3 separate regions of the Mus musculus genome follow, and regions 1 and 3 are each linked to region 2. The links are chromatin loops, found by intact Hi-C in ENCODE. Cell type or tissue: left cerebral cortex. All regions are shown on one strand.

Region 1 (5,000 bases), 50 kb after region 2:
TAATTACCACGGGTTTTAAAAGAAGGCACACATGTATTTACTAGAAAACTGAAGGTGGTTTTGAGGCCAGGTTCCTCGCTTTTCATGCCCAGGCTGTGTGTTTCTGTAATAGTGCTTAGGCTAGCTGTGAGACTCATCGGATGTGTATTTCTGTAATAGTGCTTATACTGGCTGCGGAGCTCATCAGACAGTGATGCCTGTCAGCCACACACAGACATACCCTCTCAGACTCCCTTTACTGGGAAATTACTTTTTTAAAAAATCAAGGCAGGATATCAAAAAGAAAAGGAAGCTGTGGAAATCAGGAAATATGTTTCACATAGCAGTCAAAGTAAATTTCAGGATGGAACAAGAAAAAAAGATCTCAAGGCAGATCAGCTCCAATAGGGATAGGCTGGTAGTCTCGGGACCATGCATGTCTTCACGAGGATGCAACAAGGTTGGTTTTGATGTGGAGACATAGGTTCTCACTATACATAGCCCAGGCTGGCAGACAGGCCATTGCTCCTCCTGCCTCGGTCCCACCTAGCAAAATTGACAGAATGCCTGATTTAACTTGCCAAGAGAAGGTGCACTTTGTGGATGGTTGTGAAAGTAATTGGAATTCAATACATAAACAGTCAGTCACTGGGGGTAGGAGGGGAGCGGCCATGTTGGAGTTCCTGAAGAAATGACAAATAGTCATTAGGGACACATGTCTCAGCTGTGCGTAGTGTTCATCCAGGATTGGTGTAAACAGGTCTCTAGGACAGAATGGTAAACTGATGTTGCAGGTGGGGAAGGTGGGGGGAGTCGGTGGCGAGAATATGTGAGGGACTGACCCCCAGGGTAAGAAGTTAAAAGACGGAAAGAAAAACAGGAAAATCAGAAGTAGCAAATGCAACCAATGAGGAGTAATATGCCTAGAGAAATAAATACTCAAAGTCCCGAACTCGGGTGCCTCTGGGAGTCAGGGAACACAGGGATGGACAAGGCACAGCTACTCTGTGACAAGGCCTGTAGAACACTGTGATTCTTCAGTGTGTCTATATAACTTTGGTTGTAAAACAAACATGCATTAAAAAAAATAGCTCCCCAAATGTCAAGTATTTAAAAGTTTTAAATATTTCATTAAAACCATTTAATGTAACCTAAGAAGTGAATTATTTATGATCATCGTATAATAATCTCAAGACAGAAAAAAAAGGTGATAAAACATTCCAGAGAGATATCTAGCTAGAGGAAGTAGAACTTTATTACAATCTGGCAACTGTTCTGCCTGACAAGTCTACAAAAAAACCTATACTTTTCTTGAAGATTAAAAAAGTAATTCATAGACTGAAACAGACGTTGTACCTAAACCGTATTATTGGAAATCTTTTCCTTTGGCTTAGTTAGGGTTCCCCCTCCCCCCACCCCCTTAGATTAGTTTCAGTTTCAAAAATTAGGTGTATTAACTTTGTGTTCAGTGTGAATAAAGATCTGCCCTCCCTCTAGAAAAACAGATGTGGCCAGGCATGGTGGCGCATACCTTTAATCCCAGCACTTGGGAGGCAGAGACAGGTGGATTTCTGAGTTCGAGGCCAGCCTGGTCTACAAAGTGAGTTTCAGGACAGCCAGGGCTACACAGAGAAACCCTGTCTCGAAACCCTCCCTTACCCCCCCCCAAAAAACCCATATGTGTGTATGTGTATACACATGTACATCATATACATATACACACACTAGGCTTGTGTGTACATATGTGCTCATAAGAGCAAAGCTATTGTGGAAATGCTAGGTTAAATGAAAGAATCGGTTTACAAACCCCATTGCTCCTAGAGCAATAGGGTTTTAGTGTCAGAAGATGCTACAGGCATCAAGAGGTCCAACCTCACCCGATGTATATGGAGACAGCCTTCGCCAGGAACAGCCTGGCTGTCATCTTCCTAGCCCCTGCATTTGTTTACTAACTAGGCAGAGGAAGTAAGAAGCCGGGAGAAGACTTTTTTCAGGACCCTCTGTTCTTACTGGAAGCAAGCCGCTTCCGCACCTTGGAGTGTTTCTGCAGCTGATACAGCCAGGCCTGCCAGTGCCATTGCTGCGCTGAACCTCATTCTGTATTCTGTGCTTTCGCAGCCTGGGTCCTCCCATCGTTAGAATTCCAAGGTTACTGCTGAGGGTACGGTGACCCAGTTTCAGAATCAGCGATCAGAGGACTGTGTCCTCGACAGTCAGCGTTCCGTGTTTGCTGCTGCGTGCTTCCCTCTGCCCACTCTCTTTTTCTAATAACCGGTTGTGATCTGAGTCCTGAGGAAAGCAGGCCTTGTCAGAGCCCATAGCCCCGTTTGCCCCTCTGTTCCCCGGGTGTGGAGAGTTTTTATCCATTTCCGTGAGGGGTATTGCTCCTGCTCTGTGACTCAGAAAGGTCGGACTGAACGGTCTGGCCCCATAATGAAGGAGCACACACTTGGGGAAGAGGCTGGGGAGGAGAGAGAGAAGGAGGAGAGAGAGAAGAGAGAGAGGAAGAAAGGAAGAAGAGGGAGAGAGAGGAAAGACAGAGACAGGGGCTGATGGCAGGGGGGTGGAGAATGAGAGAGGGGAAGAGAAAGTGGAGCCAGGTTTATCTAGCACTTAAGGTTGCGATCTCCGTTTCTGTGAAGTAGACTTTACCTTTGTTTTACAAGATCAGAGAGAGGGTGGTGCTGTAATTCAACCCCAGGTCCTCCGAAATCCACTCTGCAGAACCAGGACGAGCATATAGGGCACGGTAAACAGAGCTGGGCTTGGTAGAGCTTTTCAAAGGGCAGTTCAGATTCCTAACAGGCTTGTGCACTGGCCTTTCCACAAGGAAATCTACTCAGTTTAAAAACACATGCCTCAAACGCTGCGAGTGTGGTGTACATGAGTGTACATGTGATCCCAGCACTCGAGAGGCCAAGACTTCAAGTTTGAGGCTAGCCTGGGCTACATAGTGAGTTCCAAGGCAGCTTCAGCAACCATGTAAGGCCTATCTCTAAATTCTCTCTCTCTCTCTCTCTCTCTCTCTCTCTCACACACACACACACACACACACACACACACACACACATATACACACACACAAACACACACACTTGTGAACATGGGCCATACTTGTGGCTTTTTAAAAAATAAAATATTTAAAATTGTTTTCTGTACTTAATCTTGAAGATAATGTGCTAAGTGAAATAAACTCATCACAAAAAGACAAAAATGGTAAGACTCTATTTATACAAGATTCCTAGAGTAGCGAGGTTCATAGAGACAGTCAATGGAATGACAGTTTTCAGGGGTTGTGAGGTGGGGCATATGGGAACTAATGGTTGTACTATATTGATAATATATTTAAAACCACTGCAGTGGGAGGAGAGATTCATTACAGAGTTGTCTTTTGACCTCCACACATGCACCATGACATGACCATATCATATCATATCATATCATATCATATCAAATCATATCATATATCATATCATACATGTGTGTGTGGTACATTTTATCTTACATATTTTTGTATTGTTTATAGTAACACAAAATGAGCAGTTTTTTCATAAATGCTTTATAAGTCCTGACACTAATAAAAGTCTGTCCTATAATTTGTTGCTATTCAACATTAGTGACACATTAGTGATAGTGAGGACATGTACAATGCCAATAAGATTTGTAAATCATAGGCCAATCATCAATCAAAAAAAAATCGATATCTTAGAGATCGTCAGGTAACGGGTCCTACCCCATGTGCTCCTGAATGCTTGCGTTCATGCATGCATGCATGCATTCAGTCATGCATGTATCCATTCCTGACTACTCATGCATAGCACTAATTGCATCCTGAAGATAGGCTTGACTTCAAGGTGTCTAGAAGCCTACAGGAGGAACGGCCGCTGGTTCAGTAGGTGGAGGTAACAGAGCCACAAACTCCAGGAGCTTTGAGGACAGACACACTGGTCATGCCGCCTGAAAATCTTCACCCTTTATTAGACTGGATGACTAGGAAATGGTTTTGTTTTGCTTTTGTTCCTGGATACTTAGACTGTGTAAAGTAATGAAAGGAGTGGAGCCAGGAACTTACTGTTTAATGTCTATGGGAAAAGAAGACTAAAGGGCGATTCTCATTTGGTGCAATAATTTCTCAATCATTTACGCAGTGACAGTGGCAGGTAATAGCAGAGAGGATACTCAGGCTGTGAAATACAGTGGATTATTGTTTATTCATTCAACCAAGACACTCTCCATAGGCCACCCACGCAACAATGAAATATACTTTTAAAACACACAGAACGCAGATCAGAATTCCCCAGCCACTTTTGGTATCTCTGTCCTCTGGCAAGGATGAATCTTCCAAGGGTCCCAAGGACATTTCTTGCTTTTAGTCAAGAAGGAAATTTACTTTTCTTTTGGGGTCTTTTTTACCCTAAACTGCTTAGCCACTTCTTGCTCTTATCATCCTTCCTCCTTCTGAAGAGGTAACGCTAACTGCCATTGTGAACTTCCAGCTGGATTTGGGGTGTCAGGTCAGGTGTAGTAGTTTAATGATAACCCCCCCCAGAAGGCCTATCTGGAAGACCCCAATTGTCAGATACAGGGAGGAAAGGACTCCCTATATATGACTAGTATTGTTAAACTTGAAAATTTTAAGGAAGATCAAATCTATGATTGTCCGATTGAAGCAAACTTTGTTAAATACTGGCCTGGAAGCTGAACACTGGCAGGTCGGAATCTGGGACTTTCAGAGACGTGGTACTGAATTAGGTCACTCAGGTGCCTATAAAGGCCAAACCTACAAGACTACGTTCCTTCCTCCTTTGTCCAATTAGGGGCAGGCATACATCCTGATATACTGCCTGCCTGCCTGCATACTTCCCGCCTACATGTGATGGAGCCCGGCCTGTGCAGTTGGGGCAACCAACCTTGTTTACTGAAGTGAGAACACATGGCCTGTTATTTTACGTGAACAGCATCTCCAGCATTCATTCTAGGAAGCTGCCCATCCTTGGGCAATTGGAGCTTACAGGGTATGT
Region 2 (5,000 bases):
TTTTTTTTCCCTAAGACTCTGATCGATTTAGGTCTTACCTTTATGCTTAACATGTATTTTGAGTTTATTCTTATATAATTCTTTTGTATATATCCCGTTGCCCTTCTATATTTTGTTGGTATGAACTATGGACCAGTACGCTTGAGAAGTCGGAAGAAAGATATTCTGTCACCTGTCACCTTTCCAGCAGGACAGCTTACTATAGAGCCACGTTGAAAGCTTCCATTAGTCTGCAGCCACACCCCCTCAATGGGCAGGATCTGGTCTGAAAGTTCCGTTATTCTAGGGTAAACTTAATAGCTCCATGCTGACTATCCGGTGGACTGAGCTGTTATCGATACGATGTGATAGTCAAAAGCCAAGGCAAATAGCTCAAAAGATAATCAAAGTTTCCTATTAGCTTCCGATTTGAGGTATGATGCATAAAGTCTGGCACTAGAATATTCTAATATGAGCATCAACTCTCTAGATGATTTAATGGCGTATAAGTTGCCATATTTGTCTTACAAAATGAAAAGTCAGTAGAACCCACACTATGTGAATTTGAATTACTATAGAGTGATTCTTGTGCAGTTGGCACAGAGTCAAGAGTATAGTGTGCCAAGAAAAAGATCCCTGTTGTATACTCTGCCCAGATTTCATTTTGAGCTTCTAAAAATTTCTATTGCTACTAAACCAAAGTTAAAGGAACCTTTAACTTAATTCTCTAAAACTCATTATTATTCTTATTTTGAGGAATAGTTTAGGATATATGTAAGCAATGATCAATGAAACAATACACTAATCCCAGCATTTGAGAGGCAGAGGCATATGTATCTCTGTAAGTTCGAGGCCAGCCTGGTCTACAGAATGAGTTTCAGGGCAGCCAGGGCTACACAGAGAAATCCTGTCTGGAAAAACAAAACAAAACAAAACAAAACAAAACAAAACAAAACCAACAAAAACCCAAAACAACAACAACAACAACAAGTTATCCAGAAAAGCCCAGTTAACTAATCCGCTATGCACTGGAACTATCCCGTATCAGTTCTGAATCACGCTTGCCATCAGCATTGAAATTAGTGGTCCTGTTTTGGACACTGGGACCTTTGATTCGTTATAGAGTATATGTTACAGTTGGTTTTCTGCGTCTTTTGTCACAGAAGATTTTTGCTTTAGTAATAAATAAGACGCCTAGATTTTGGTATCTTTGTATTTGCAGCATCAAAAGGCCCGGTAGACTTGAGTTCCAACGCTTCTATTGAAATAGCCATGACAGGAAGTATGGAGCTAAGTCTCATTGCTTCTGACTAACCCACAAAAGGACAAGATAATCTTTCTAAGATATCGAAGTCAATATTTAATTTCATTATGAGTGAGGACAATAATGACCGATGTCACTGTGTTCAAATGCACTGGAACTCAGCAATACAATCGCTAGCTTTTTATATCTCTGGAGGGACATCTTTCCATTTGTGCGACTCAGGAGTCCCAGATCCATTCTGATAGCTTGGACCATGCAGGGTGAAACCTCTTTATGGTCCAGGTCACTCGAGTTACTGTTTTATGCTGGTACCCGGGACCCGGACTACTTCCAGAGAAGGTGGTGACTGACAGTCTTGGATTCTTGCCCCTTGCAAGGTGCGCCTCGACCCTCGCCTTCAGCCTTAGATCTGGCCATTCCTGCAGCGGTGGAGAGGGCACTGGTAAGTCCCACACGGTGTCCTGGGCTAACTCCTGCTTTCGAGTCAGCCCGGGTGCAAAGTGTCCGGCATGCACCAACGGAGCTCGGCGGGCAGCGCGGCGGTGTCCGGGCGGGGCGGGCGAGGGTCCGAGCGGCCAAGGCAAGCGCGGGCGGAGCATGTGACCACGGCGCGCGGGGCTGGGCGCGCAGTGCCGCGCGGTGGTGGCGGCGGGGAGAGCAATGGAGGCCGCGGGCGCTTGAGAGCCGGCCGCGCTGCTGGGGCTGCTGCTGCTGCGGAGGCTCGGCGGGCTGGGACGTTCCCGGGGCGCGCGGCTCTCGCCAATCCCTCTCTCCACGGCGGCGCCCTGCGAAACCGCAGGTGAGCTCTCCTCCGGCGACGGAGGAGAACAGACAATGGGCAGCGGGTGGCTTCTCTCTCTGGCGGGGCCCGAGCGAGACTCCTACCTTGCCCCGGGCGTGGGCTAGCACGGCCGGCGGAGGTCTTTGGGGCGACGACCCCATGCGCGGCGCAGCCCCTCTCTTCTGGATCTGTGCGGGGCGTGCTCATTCGTGGGTCCCTGGGAGGAACCTGCGAGCGGACTGCACCCCGGGAACTTGCCGAGAGCGTGGGACTCGCTCAGCCCCGCGCTCCTTCCCGCGCCTTGTCCGGTTCCCGGGTCCCCAGCGCAGAGCGGGACCTCGCTAACCAGGAGCTGAGACGCGGACACGCTCAGCCGGGTCCCCAGGCTGCATGGCTTTGTTTAACCTCTGCCGAGAGCCGATGCGCACAAACTCTTGTTGCCCCAGTTCTGATGAGCTACCAGTTTGATGGCAGAGGCGAACAAAGGTTTCCCTCCCAGGGCTGGAGCCGGGCACCGCACGCCGCCGGGGCGTGAAATGGGCTCGCCTTATCTTCTTCCATCGCGGCTGTTTCCCTGCAGCTATAACCGCCCTTTCTTGCAGAGCTCTGTGGTGGCGAGATTGGACCTCTAACCCCTTGGATGCAGTGGGTGGGGTACTATGGCTTTAAAAAAAAGAACCGAGTATCAGCCAAGAACAGACATTTGAATTTTATGTTAGATGTTTGCACACTCTCAATGGCTTTCCGAATTGTGGATTTCAAGGGGGAAATGTATATGTGAAGACATTGATTCAGTGTAGGGGGAGGGTGGAGAAAACCTAGTAACTGTGACCATGTGTTGTGAAATTTTAATATGGTTTTACGAATACAGGCCGGGAAACTGATCTGGCACTGGGTGTAGGTGAGGGTGTGTGTGTGTGTGTGTGTGTGTGTGTGTGTGTGTGTGTGATGGGGAGGTGGCAGCAGTGGCAGGGGAGTGGTTAGAATACAAAGGATACGGCAGTTTTAGTAAAAGGTTTTAGTAGATATCCCGTGGCAAATAAGCAATTAATTAAACTGTCAGTTAAATCAATGTTCCCCCGTAAAAATTACCTCCAGTAGTTGTTGAATTATATAATAAGATGGCTAGCGGTCATTTGGCATTGTCTGTGATTCGGGTATCTGAATACAGTGATCGATTTTGAGTAATTTTTAAAGAGTCGACAAAAGGAAGGCACCTTGGCCACCACCTTTATTGCTTGGCTTTTTTTTTCCCCCAGAGAAAACTGCCTATAAGAAAAAAGAAATTCAAGGCCAATTTTAAAAAGAAACATTTGAAAATGTATCTTGAATTGGTTATATGGTTGCATTATGCTAACTCATAAATGTGTGTGGGTGAGGGGTGGGGTCCTGCAATAAAACCTTATTATTTTTTTTTACTATTGTTTACTTAAATTTTACTCCAAAGTTTTTGTTTAGAGTCACCTGTGACAATTGAGAGACTTTCAAGACTTTTCAATATAAACAGAGCACTGAATTTGGAGCCAGGAAGGTAATAGTGCTGACATTAGAGTTAGGTAAAAACAAAACTATATGGTTCTTCATAATCTACAAACACTGTAACAGCAGAAGTTATTACTGCTAGGCGGAAAGCTGCATTTTATGTTTTCTTATTATGCAATTTTGTAGCAATTTTTGTCCGTTTTATGTATGTTTCTATGTGTACTACTCATGTGCGTGTATCGTGTATGTGTGCATGCACCCATCCGTTCACACACGTGTAGCTTCTGGAGGCTAACGGTCTAACGCTCTCCATCATTCTCTTCCTTGTATTTTGAGACAGGGTCTCTTATTGAATTGAACCTGAAGCACATCAATTTGGCTGGATTGGCAGGCCAATGCCCCGCCCCACCAGTACCTCCTTCATATGTCTAGCTTTTACATATGTACTGAGGACCCAAACTCAAGTCCTCATGCTTGTACGGCAGGAGCCCAGTTATTGTCTGCTTTTGCAATCTGTATATCTTTCGCTGTTTTTTGTTTGTTTGTTTTTGTTTTGTTTTGTTTTGTTTTGAGACAGAGTCTCATTTAGCCCTGGCTGGCTTTGAACTCGTTATTTAGCCAAGCACGGCCTTGAACTCCTGATCCTCTTGCTTCCACCTCCAGGATGCTGGGATTGCTGGTGTGTGCCTCTACATCAAGCCACAGTCTGTTTCTGCCAAGGCACAGAGTGGTATTCAGTAGTTAGTGGTGGAACAAGCTAGTGATAAAGAAAATGCAAATGAGTAGAATGCACACAGGTGCAGCTGGCTTACAGTGATGAGTATTTGCTGAAGACCTACTATGTGTCAAGAGCTGCAAAGCATTTCCACATGTGGGTCCATGAAAGCCTAGAGCCTTACTTTTACAGTCATAGTTGATGTGCATATTCATGAAACATGGGGCCTTTCGGGTGGTCTCTGTGATGCCACTCTATAGCTGAATAGGAATAGGAGGACATTTCACTTGTTGAGCATGGTTGTTTTTCACGGGCTCCTTGTGCAGAGGCAGGGCAGATGTTATCATTGTGATTTGTAGGTAAGGAAATCCAGACACAGCGGGATTAAATGACTTGCCAACTCTTGCCACTAAAGCAATGGTGCCAGGGGCAGACGCTGGATCGCACGCCTGGTGCTTTGGCCCCGAATCACAACCTCCTCTGAGACACTGGGCTCCCCTAGAAAACAACAGTCTAGTTAAAGTCTACACCCTGGATACACTCTATACACGGAAGAGTGGGTAAATATGCCAACTTCTTGAGTTGGGGGACTGCACTTGAAACCGCCTGTCCTTGTAACAAGCCCTTTGTGTGGCAAGTAGTTTAAAATTTCAGCTTCCTCCTCTGTAAGATTCCTTTGTCCTGAAGGAATTGTGTGAGGGTCAGATGAAATGGTATGCACATATCCTTTGCGAAATATCAACGTAAGCAAGGCAGGACAGTTTATCTTTATTCTCATT
Region 3 (5,000 bases), 100 kb after region 2:
ATATTTGTTGAACATCAGCTCTTTTACTAAACCAACAAACATAGGAAGAGCCTTTGCAAATAGGGTGCATAAAATATTGTGTCACTGTTATTTTTATTGGCTTTTTGCTGTTATTCCATCCTGTGCCGTAGGAAGGCGCCTTCTGTCCTGTGGTGATTTTGGATCACAGAGCGTGGCTCTGTGGTTCAGTACTCAGTCCTCATCTGAGCACTGGACCTGGGAGACCTTCCCCACCTGCCTCCCTCCCAAGAATAGAGTCATTCTGCTCTTGACCTCAGAGAAGCTGGGTTAAGGTCAAAGAAGACGGCCGTCAGTGTTCCTGCTGGCATGTGTGGTATATTTAAACACCTGATTACACTTAATTCATGCCCCAAGCCTGGTCAGAGAGTTGTAATGCCTGTCATGGCATTTCTTCTCAGGAACAGGACCTCTGAGGAAGTCACATTCCAGGCAGAGGAAGCAGCAATCTAAGGCTGGGAGGAAAGAACAGAGCTTGCACGCCACAGGCATAGCCAAGAGCCAGTGTGCTGAGACAGGCTGACTGGGGTAGGGAGAGAGTGTGGAGAGGCGAGGTCAGGTCCAAAGAAAATAAATAAATGCATTTCTGTGGTTTAGATTCTGCCTTAGCTCCTTTCCTACCTCTGCAACAGAATAAACGGGCCTGGGTAATTTATAAAGAACAAACAAACAAAGAAACAAACAACCCAGACTTCCTTGGCTCATGGCTCTGGAGGCTGCAAGGTCCAGGCAGCTGCCATTGGTAGCTGGTAAGAGCCCTGTTCTCTCATGCTATGGAAGGAGAAAGGGCACAGGACGAGCCTGGGGAGCAAGAGAGGGCCAAATGCGTGCTCACTCACGATAAGCCACACGGCAATAACATTTGTCCATTGGGATAACATCTGTCCATCCTTGAAGGCACAGTTCCTTGTGACCAGGGAAGTCCTCACATCCTAACACTATTCCCTTCAAAACGAAGCTTCTAACACCTGCCCTCTGAGGCACATGTTCAAAACAGCCAAACAGTGTCTCCGAGTTCTTATCAATGTGACTCGGAATTCTAAGTGTATTTCCTTCACAGTTAAACTGCACACAGCCATGCAGTCCGTCTGTATTGTTCAGCTCCATCTCAGGATGGCTCCTCCTCTCCTTCCCATCAAATAAGAAAGACTCCTCATCCGGGTCTCACTCCCTGTCACTCCCTGCTTGCTTTCCCCCCTCAGGTCCTGACAAATACTGAGGTCAGATGCTTGCTTGCTTACTTTTTTTTTCCTTTTTAGGAGCTTTTTCAGGAAAATAATACTGCAATTTCTGTGGCATGTAGAACACTTAGTGACAGGAACACAATATCTTTGCTCACGAAACAGAAAAAATTTACACACATGTACACACACACACACACACACACGCCATGCTCCAAGTCACTTGCTTAATACACTCGAACCAGGAGATTCTGAAACACTCAATACATTTACTTTCCATTACATTTAAGTGCCTCTTACATGAAGCTCACCTAACCGATCCCGAGTGTGAGGCCAAACCAGGAGTGGTACACTAGGTGCAGCCTCGAGAGAGATGCCTGCAACAGGAGAGCTACAACCAACGTGGAGCAGAACACCTCCATGCCTATGAGGACACATGGTTAAGAATGGTGTCCCAGCCAAAGGCAGTTACTTCTGAGGAGTGTCTAAGTCTCAGTCAGGATTGTACATGCTTAATGCTGTTCTCCATCTGAGAGATAGGACAAAGTCATAGGAGGAATGAAAATGCCTGGGGTCAAACCAGAAAGGTTAGGAATTTACTGAGAAGAAGAGCAAGAGGCAAGTTGAAAGGGACAGAGGCGAGGACAAGGAGGCTGTACAGGGATGACTGGTGGGGACAGGGAGGCTGTGCAGGGATGACTGGTGGGGACAGGGAGGCTGTGCAAGGATGACTGGTGGGGATAAGGAGGCTGTACAGGGATGACTGGTGGGGACAGGGAGGCTGTGCAAGGATGACTGGTGGGGACAGGGAGGCTGTGCAGGGATGACTGGTGGGGACAGGGAGGCTGTACAGGGATGACTGGTGGGGACAGGGAGGCTGTGCAGGGATGACTGGTGGGCACAGGGAGGCTGTACAGGGATGACTGGTGGGGACAGGGAGGCTGTGCAAGGATGACCTCATCCTACTTCAGGAGCGCTAATAGGCTGTGGGCGCATCCGTGGTTTCTAATTGAATCCTCCGAGAAAACTGCCTCAGGGAAGCATCGGTCTCTGCAGTTGCTTCAGGAGACTGACATCACTTTAAGATGAGATTACTTAATCTGCAAAGGCGGGAGGAGTCAGTTTTACCTGACTTCACCCCTGCCATATGTCCCACTTCCTTCAGCCACCTGCCCCCCAGCCCCTGACCTAGGCTGCCATTGTTCCTGTTGCCTGAACTCTGATGTATCCCATCATGCAGCTGAACCTGTAATTGATATTTTGGCCGAGGACCCAGAGATTAGATTGCCAGCCTAAGCAACAAAGCCGTGTTCTCTCCCGAGGGGGTTAGATGATACCAGCTGCCGGGGATGAAAATTTGAGGCATACTTTATACTGTCATCTCCCGGGGACCTCCTTAGGGAAGCAGTTCTTGCTCAGGAAGGGATCTGGGGGCCGCCGACTGAGAAGGCTTGAAACGTGAGTCCCCTCTCCATCTGCCAGGCGTCACCTAAGACGGCAGCACAGGTGGAGAAGGGGGAAACTGTGGCAAACAGGACCCGGTAAATCCTCTTTTGGTGACAAAAGAGCCTATGTTCTAAGACTGCAGAGCCAAAGAATGGGGTTGAATCATGCTCGTGGCTCAGTCAGTGGAGACTACCTGTGCATCTCTCCTCTGAGGCCTCCTGGCAGGTCCTTAACAAGGACTCTGGGACCACAGTTAAATACAAGCTCTCGATGGCTTCTCTCCAACCAGAGTTGAATATCATGTTACCACACTGTGCATGAGAGTGGACAGAATCCCCAGATTTCAACCCCAAAGAGTTACTTCCAAGACATCTCAAAATAACACCTGCGGAGTACTGGGATGGCTTTTGTGACTTCTCTCCTCTCTTCCTCCTCTTCTTCTTCTGCTTCTCTTTCCCCCCTCCCCCTCCCCATCCCCCTCCTCCCTCTCTCTCCATTAGCATGCCTGTGGCTGCTCCTGTACCAAACTTGGTGCCGGGGGCTAAGGATATAAATGAGACCCTGCTGTCTAGGGTTAATGCCATGCCCTCCTGCTACCTACCATCTGTCTGCGGCTGCTTGTCCTGCTTCTGCAGGGGCTTGGAAGTAGAAGGCAGCTTGAAAGCCAAGAGCCCCCTCCTGCCTCAGAGCCTGTGAATCTAGCTTGAGCAAACACCAAGGGCATTGCCACGTGAACCGAACTTCACCAAACTGAATTCAGATATGTAAACAGATAGCGGGATAAAGTGTGGTTAGCGATATTTGAGAATGTTTTCTGCACACAGTGCCTGGATCGCAGTAGGCAAAGCCGACAGCCCGCACAGGGTGAAGAGGGGCCTCCCAGGCGTGCCATGTGAGCCCTCTGGAAAGAGAAGAGGGTGTTTGCCAGACAAACAAGGGGGACCCACAATCAGCAGAGGTCCTGCCAGATGAACATGCTTCTTGGGAGGGGGACCCTCCCCCCCTTCTTCTGGTGTAACTTGGGAAGGCAGCTTCTTGATTGGCTGTTTAAGCCTCAGAAGTTAAAGAGGTTAAAACCACGGGAGAAAACTATGCCGGCTCCTCACCCTTAAAATGCCACCCATTTTAATCTTTGCCTTATTAAAATAAGTAAAATTTCACTTCTTTTCCACACTGGCTCGAACTGGCAAGCGTTCACATCCCAGGGCCCTTTCAGCATTTGGGCAAACATGCCAAATGCCTCCCACGGAAAAGGCAGAGCTCTGCACTTGAGGCGTACAAAGGACAAACAGTAAGAGTTTTGCTCCTAAGGAGACCAAAATGGACCCTGAACAGAAAAAGCTAAAGTCAGCAGGGAGAGGGGTCTCCACTACCATTTCCTATCAAAGGAGAGGGAAAAAAAAAACAAACCTTATTTATATGCACAGCCACAGAACTGGTGTTAAGTTCTCTGAAATAAAGGACTTTAATTCTGAAGTTCAGAGCTCCGGGGGAACGAGGAAGAAGGCTGGGGTATTGAGAATGCTGGGCACAAGCCTCACCAAGTCCTTCCCATGGTGGAAAACAGCCCTAGAGGAGCACTGGAGGCAGAACTTGAACTTCACATTCAAGAACTGATGATAAATATGGTTCTTTAACCTGTAACAAGTGTCGCCATTCTGCTAGAGCCCCGGTTCACAGCTTTGATTATCTAACAAATATGGACTTTTTAAATTAATTATTTTAATTATTTACATTCCAGACCTTGCCCCTCTCACAGTTCTTCTTCCCATTCCCCCTCCCCTTTGCCTCTGAGAGGGTGCTCCCCCTCCCCACCCACCCAGGCATCCCCTTTCCCAGGGCCCTCAAGTCTCTGCAGGGTTGGTACATCCTCTCCAACTGAGGCCAGACAAGGCAGTCATAAGGACGAGTTTTTACCAGGACCTAACATATTGCCCCACCTGGGAACCCTGGGGCTGTAACTTAAATGGTGCCTGTCATAGAGACAGTAGCAACTGTCTGTGCTCCATCCACACACTTCTCTCTGTTTCTTCAGCCTAAGGACTCAGCTGTCTTTAAACACATTTGCAAATGACAGGCCCTCTGACCCTCCCCTCCCACTCTCAGAAGTGATTCTTTCCAGTGGACTCCCACAGCAGTTCCTGCGGACGTCTCTCTGCACCCCATTCTATGCAGAGCTTCCGCTCTACCTGGCTTGTGACTTAGTAAATAGGTCCTCTCTCCTACCAGATGATGATTTCCTTGAGCCCATGGCATTTTCCCTGGAGGTCTTTATCACATCCTCTTCCACCATCAGCCCATTATGCCACACTATTGAGCCCTGACGAAGGCTCAGAAATAAGTGACTGCCTTCAG

Evidence for each region. A loop is a pair of places that touch in the nucleus more often than their neighbours do. Peaks named below come from ENCODE experiments on the same cell type or tissue, not always from the same donor. Only the 100,000 strongest peaks of a DNase experiment are listed, where the experiment ranks them.
Region 1: a loop joins it to region 2, with 2.1 times the contacts of the local background. A loop is called at or near these places in 4 of 42 quality-filtered maps.
Region 3: it touches region 2 in a loop (2.3-fold over the local background); 3 of 42 quality-filtered maps call a loop at or near these places.

What each region holds. Positions count from the first base shown.
Region 1 is chr5:76,706,043-76,711,042 of GRCm38, forward strand. It overlaps a transcript of Cracd not described here. Among named protein-coding and RNA genes, the nearest start is that of Gm34369, 69 kb to the right of the region's middle. In left cerebral cortex, no CTCF peak of the experiment used is centred here; a DNase peak (open chromatin) is centred at 2,090.
Region 2 is chr5:76,655,812-76,660,811 of GRCm38, forward strand. It overlaps a transcript of Cracd not described here. Among named protein-coding and RNA genes, the nearest start is that of Cep135, 70 kb to the left of the region's middle. In left cerebral cortex, a CTCF peak has its summit at 1,890; DNase peaks (open chromatin) are centred at 592, 1,879, 2,574 and 2,839; H3K4me3 peaks cover 2,260 bases; H3K27ac peaks cover 1,303 bases.
Region 3 is chr5:76,760,017-76,765,016 of GRCm38, forward strand. It overlaps a transcript of Cracd not described here. Among named protein-coding and RNA genes, the nearest start is that of Gm34369, 15 kb to the right of the region's middle. In left cerebral cortex, no CTCF peak of the experiment used is centred here; DNase peaks (open chromatin) are centred at 2,572 and 3,807.